Regions from separate parts of the Homo sapiens genome. Here region 2 is linked to region 1. A link is an interaction called in ENCODE POLR2A ChIA-PET data of the cell type or tissue named here. Cell type or tissue: CD4-positive, alpha-beta T cell. All regions are shown on one strand. Each heading gives the region's core, and the rest is flanking DNA. Links, peaks and the distances in the headings are about the cores only.

The links. Peaks named below come from ENCODE experiments on the same cell type or tissue, not always from the same donor. Only the 100,000 strongest peaks of a DNase experiment are listed, where the experiment ranks them.
Region 2: POLR2A ChIA-PET joins it to region 1 with 6 read pairs; 2 of 35 experiments call an interaction of 5 or more read pairs at or near these places.

What each region holds. Positions count from the first base shown.
Region 1 is chr7:36,114,260-36,117,168 of GRCh38, reverse strand. No RefSeq gene overlaps it. Among named protein-coding and RNA genes, the nearest start is that of EEPD1, 38 kb to the left of the region's middle. In CD4-positive, alpha-beta T cell, for the core only: no CTCF peak of the experiment used is centred there; a DNase peak (open chromatin) is centred at 1,448; H3K27ac peaks cover 510 bases.
Region 2 is chr7:36,311,257-36,314,165 of GRCh38, reverse strand. No RefSeq gene overlaps it. Among named protein-coding and RNA genes, the nearest start is that of MATCAP2, 55 kb to the left of the region's middle. RefSeq lists an enhancer at 2,117-2,634. In CD4-positive, alpha-beta T cell, for the core only: no CTCF peak of the experiment used is centred there; a DNase peak (open chromatin) is centred at 1,435.

The sequences.
Region 1 (2,909 bases), core at 94-2,593:
TCAGTACTTCCTGTTGACAGGAAATAAAGCAGGCACCCAGTGGGTAAAGTAGTTTCCCGAAGTCACACAACTGTTAGTGACAGAGCCAGGACTAAGCCCCAGGCTTTCTTGCCAACATAGTAGTGTTTTTATTAACTAGGGAAGGAAAAGAAACTAACATTTCTGAGGAACTGGTCTGTGCCCTGAATCTCAAATGACCTGGGAAGATTGCTATCACTGACCCCATTTCACAGATGAGGACACTCAGGCTGAGAATCATGTCTTGGTTATTCTTGGTGTCAGGAGAAGTAAAATGTTCCTGCTTCCAAAGCCTTGCTTTCCCTGTCCTGTCCTGTCACTTCCCTTGCCAACGGTTGGGGTTTTTATGGAACAGCACTTGCATTTTAGCCTTTGGTTTTTAAAGCACCAACTCACTCCTCTGACTCATACTTCCTAGGTGCACCTTCTGTGGAATGCAAAGATCAATATGTCCTGTGACTGCTGAGGAGGGGCTCGCAGTCCAGTGGGGCAGGAGACCCAGGGAGCAACTGTGACCCGACTGTGACAGAGAAGCTGGTGTGAGGCAGACAGGGAGCAAGAGGATGTGCAGAGCTAACTCTGTGAGGGGATCAGGGAGGGCTTCTTGGAGGTGGTGGCAGGAGCTGAGGCACACAGGATGAGGAATCACTTATCCGGAGCAGCAGGAGAAGAGCTGGCTTTATCTGGGTGGAAAAATAAAAACTTTGGTTTAAATACAGATGTAATTTTGAGGCCCAAAACAACTAGAATAACAGAAAGACAACCAGTTCTCAGGATAATGGGCAAAAAAAGGGCTTCAGCTTCCCACATTCAACATCATTTTTATTAGAGTTATTTTAACTTATCTTTACCGCTAATGGCCCGCAGCCACCCACTTTCGAGGCAGCTTCCCGGCAACACCAGCTCTCTGATCTAATTTTACCCACAAGAAATTTGAGTTTGGAAGAACATGTGCAGAAGCTTCATTTGGTAGAAGGAGGCTAGAGGGAACCGGCACCCTGGGCCCCTGGAGAGCACACACAGCAGAGGGGCAGATGTCGGGGAGGATTTGACAGTTGCAAAACTGCCTATGGAAGGCCAAGCATCTGAGGGACAGCCTCTAGACTACCACCCATGCTGTGGTTCCCCAGCTCTGGGGAGGATGACATGAGTCTTTGGAATGTGTATTTTATTTTTGTCCTGCCTGGGTTTATAGCCCTAAAATGAGGTCTCTGCCTTCAGAGCAGAAAGGACCAGATAGTCTGATTGACCAGGGGAGGAGCCCTAGCTACTTTCCCCTGGGATGCCACTCTGTAAGTCATGCAAGGGCACCTCCAAGGAAGCCTCTCTGGGTGTCCCTTGTGATAAGCCCCATGTGTCAATGTGTCTGTGCAGAGGGAAGTGTTCACAGCTATACCAAGGGTGCACAGGGGAAGGCACCGCAAGGTTTCTTTATGACTCAGGCCTACAGAGTGGGTGGGAGAGGAGAGAGTACAGATTCCAATATGAATCAGCCATCCCTCCTAGCCTGGCAGGCCGCCAGCCTTTGCAACTCCCTTCTGATGCCAGACTATCTCCCAGCCTGTGCTCCACTGATGCCTGGAGGACTGCTCCTCAGTCATCCACTGTCAACACAAATTGATCTATAGGTTCAGTGCAATCTCAGTCAAAATCTCAGCAAAATCAGAATCTCCTGCTCTGCAAAAGACAGTAAGCGAATGAGAAGGCAAATCACAGATTGTGAGAAACTATTTGCAAAAAACATGTCTGATAAAGGACAGCTATCCAAACTAAATGGAGAACTCTTAAACTTCAACAATACAAAAACAAGCAACCCAACTGAAAAATAGGCAAAAGATCTGAATAGACACCTCACCAAAGAAAATACACAGGTGGTGATACACTTTGGATGTGTTTCTACCCAAATCTCATGTTGAAATGTAATCCCCAACGTTGGATGTAGGGCCTGGTGGGAGGTGATGGGATCCTGGGGGTGAATTTCTCATGATGGTTTAGCAGCATCCTCTTGGTACTGTCCTCGCCACAGTGAGTGAGTTCTCAGGAGCTCTGGTTGTTTAAAAGTGTGTAGCACCTTCCCCTTTTTCTCTCTTGCTCCTGCTCTAGCCGTGGGATGTGCCTGTGCCCCCTTTGCCTTCCACCATGATTCTAAGTTTCCTGAGGCCTCCCCAGAACAAACTGTTTCTTAACATATAATTCAGCAATCATGTGCCTTGATATTTACCCAAATGAGTTGAAAACTATATGCATACAAAAACATATACATAGATGTTTATTGCAGCTTTATTCGTAATTGCCAAAAATTGGAAGCAACCAAGATGTCCTTCAATAGGTGAATGGATAAACATTTTTATATAGTATCTTGATGCCATTTAGGCTATGATTTCATTTTGAGACCAATCATTCAGAGCTGTTGCTTTTTTAATTTTCCCAAATTTTATTGAGAGAAGCCAAGCAGATGCCAACATCATGCTTCCTGTACAGCCTGTACAACCATGAGCCAATTTAACCTCTTTTCTTTATAAATTACCCAGTCTCAGGTATTTCTTTACAACAATGTGAGACTGGACTAATACAGATGGCAAGTAAGCACATGTAAAGATGCTCGACATCACATGTCATCAGGAAAATGCAAATTAAAAGAACAATGAGGTACCTCTACACACCTATTAGAATGGCCAAAATGCAGAACACTGATGATAGCAAGTTCTGGTAAGGATGAGGAGCAACAGGAACTCTCCTTCATTACTGGTGGGAATGCAAAATGGTACAGCTACTTTGAAAGACAGTTTGACAGTTTTGTACAAAACTAAACGTACTCTTTCTTACCGTATGATTCAGCAATCGTGCGCCTTGATGTTTTCCCAAATGAGTTAAAAACTTATATCCATACA
Region 2 (2,909 bases), core at 317-2,816, 200 kb before region 1:
CCCTGCCTCTCCTCTTCCAGCCTCGGACGCTGCTCCGCAGTGTTCCTTGGCTTGCAGCTCCATCACTGTAATCTCTGCCTCCGTGGCCACTTGGCCCTCTCCCTGTTTGTTTCTGTTTTTTCTTCTTCTTATATGAATACTAAGTCATATAGGATGAAGGGCTCACTCTACTCCAGTAGGACCTTATCTTAATTGTGTCTGCAATGACCCTATTTGCAAATAAAGTCACAGTCTAAAGTACTAGGGGTTAGGATTTTAATATAAATTTTGAGGGGACACATTTCAGCCCATAAGAAAAGGTAACAGCCTCCCTGCTCTTAAAACATCATCATGATCAATCATCACCATCGTCATCATCATCATCATCATCATCGGGACTGTCATCTTCAGGTAAGCTTCCCTCTACTTCTCTACATGTGCAGTCTGGCTGGGAGGCAGGCCTGACAGCCGAGGCACTCCACGGTTTGATGTGTGTTCTCATAGAGGAATGTCCCACCCTTGACGGGAGCACAGCAGACCCATCATGGAAGGCTCTGGAAGGGCAGGTTTCCCCACCCGCTCCCAACTGCCTGGGCAGTTGACCTATAGGCACCCTAGTTCAACTTGTCCAAAACGGGGATTAGCATCTTCTCCCCAAACCTGGCTCTTTTCCTGAATTTTTCTTTTTTCTTTTTTTTTAAACCTAACAAAGATCAACTTCTTAGAAACCTGAAGCTGGTCAGGGTGGAGGCAGAACTCGAACCCATGTCCTTGTGACACTCAACAGTGTCCCAATAGCCCACCTCTGCACTTGCTTTCCAGCCCCTCAGGCCTTTCTCTGAGACTAGTGTGACCAACCTGGCCCCCACCAGCTCTGCTAACACCTTAGCCGAAGGACCGCACAATAATATGCCGGCAACGAGAGCCATCCCCCATCCCTGCCCCGATACCTGCGCCGCTCCCGGCACTGCGGATGCAGGCCCCCTCCTCTACCTGTTCCTACTCCCACACAAGCCTGCAATGCTCCCCAGCGCCGCAGAACCACCTCAACATCCTTAGCCTGCCTTGGAAGAGCTGGCCTGTGGCTCCCGTCAGTCTCCTCTCCATATCTCGTCCTAAGCTCTTGCCAGGAGCAGCCACATCACTGCTGTCCTCCCTCCACACCCCGGCCCTCCTGGTCCCCTCTTCCGGGGATGCCATCTGCTACTCACCCGGTCAGGTCCCCGCTCAAGGGGACCTCTCCCAGGAAGACTCCTCAGACTCGCCTCCAGCTGAGCAGGTTCTCCCTCCTTCCTCAGGTTCACACAACACTCTTTATCTCCGCTGCAAACGTTTTTCTGCATTTATTCTTAATTGTGAGCCTCCCTCTAAACTGTTAAAAGCCAGGCCACAGGTGTCGGAGCTGAGCTGGAATCCTGACTTTGTTGCCTCCTGGCGGCGAGGCCCAGGTACTGGTTACTTATCTTCTGAGTTTCGGTTTTCTTTTCTGCACCATGGGGCTGAGGTGAGGTTTAAGGCGCCTTGCCAGGTGTGTGGTGCTGACAAGGCTGGCAGCGAGCACCTGTTCACTTCGGTGCCCTCCCTTCTTCCCCTAAGGAATACCTCCCCACCTCTTTTCCATCTGCTGGACGCCCCGCCCTCAAATATGGGTTCTTGTAGACCTTGTGGGTAGTGCTGGGCTCTTCTCTGACAGAGACAAACATCTCTGGGGCCTGGCAACTGGGGAAGGGACTGATTGTCAGGCAGGAGGTGGCACTCAGAGGCTGGGCACAGTGGCCCCCACCTGTAATCCCAACACTTTGGGAGGCCAAGATAGGAGAATTGCTTGAGCCCAGGAGGTCCTGACCAGCCTGGGCAACATAGGGAGACCCCATTTCTACAAAAACTGGGGGAAAAAAATAACCTGTGGGGTGGTTGAGTGCCTGTGGTCTCACCAGCTACTTGGGAGGCTGAGGTGGGAGGATTGGTTGAGCCCAGGAGGTCGAGGCTGCAGTAAGCCATGCTTATACCACTTCGCTGCAACCTGGGAAACAGAGTAAGACCCTGTCTCAAAAACAGTGGCACTCGGATGACAGCCCTAGACAGGCAGGAGGGCTCATCGCTGTCCACTTCTGGGCCTCACTCAGAGAGAGGCCTTGTTGTCCAGTTCCACTCAAGGTCCTCCCAGGAGGCAGGGGCTGCTGGCGTCTGCCAGGTGGGGTCAGGCAGGGAGACCACCCATCTACTCCCACAAGCTGAGGATGAGAACATTCCACCTTATAGGCCACATAAAGCTGCTTTCATGATTCCCTGGGGTTGTTTCTTCTTTGCTCTCCTTAAGTCTTGGGTAAAGGCTGGGTTACCTGCTCCAGCTAGGCCTAGCTGTGCTGCGGACAGAAGTGTTGCAGGTGGGAAGGTGAGTGCCCCGTGGCAGCCCTGTGGCCACAGCAGGAAGGAAACTCTGGGCAGAGGGCTGGGCTGGCCTGCTCAGGCCCTCTCAGCTGAGGAGAACCAGCCCCAGGCATCCCCAGCCTGGAGGCTCAGGGTTCAATTTCATTAAGGCGGGGGTGGTAGCCGGGGCAGTGGGCACGGGGCCTCACACCTGTAATCCCAGTACTTCGGGAGGCTGAGGCGGGTGGATCACTTGAGGTCAGGAGTTCAAGACCAGCCTTGTCAACACGGTGAAACCCCGTCTCTACTAAAAATACAAAAATTAGCCAGGCATGGTGATGTGCGCCTGTAATCCCAGCTACTCGGGAGGCTGAGGCAGGAGAATCGCTTGAATGCAGGAGAATTGCTTGAACACAGGAGGCAGAGGTTGCAGTAAGCCAAGATGGCACCACTGCACTTCAGCCTGGGCAACAAGAGGGAAATTCCATCTCAAAAAAAAAATAAAAATTTCATTAAGGTGACCCACGGTTTTCTTACACATGATAGAAGATGGAGGGATG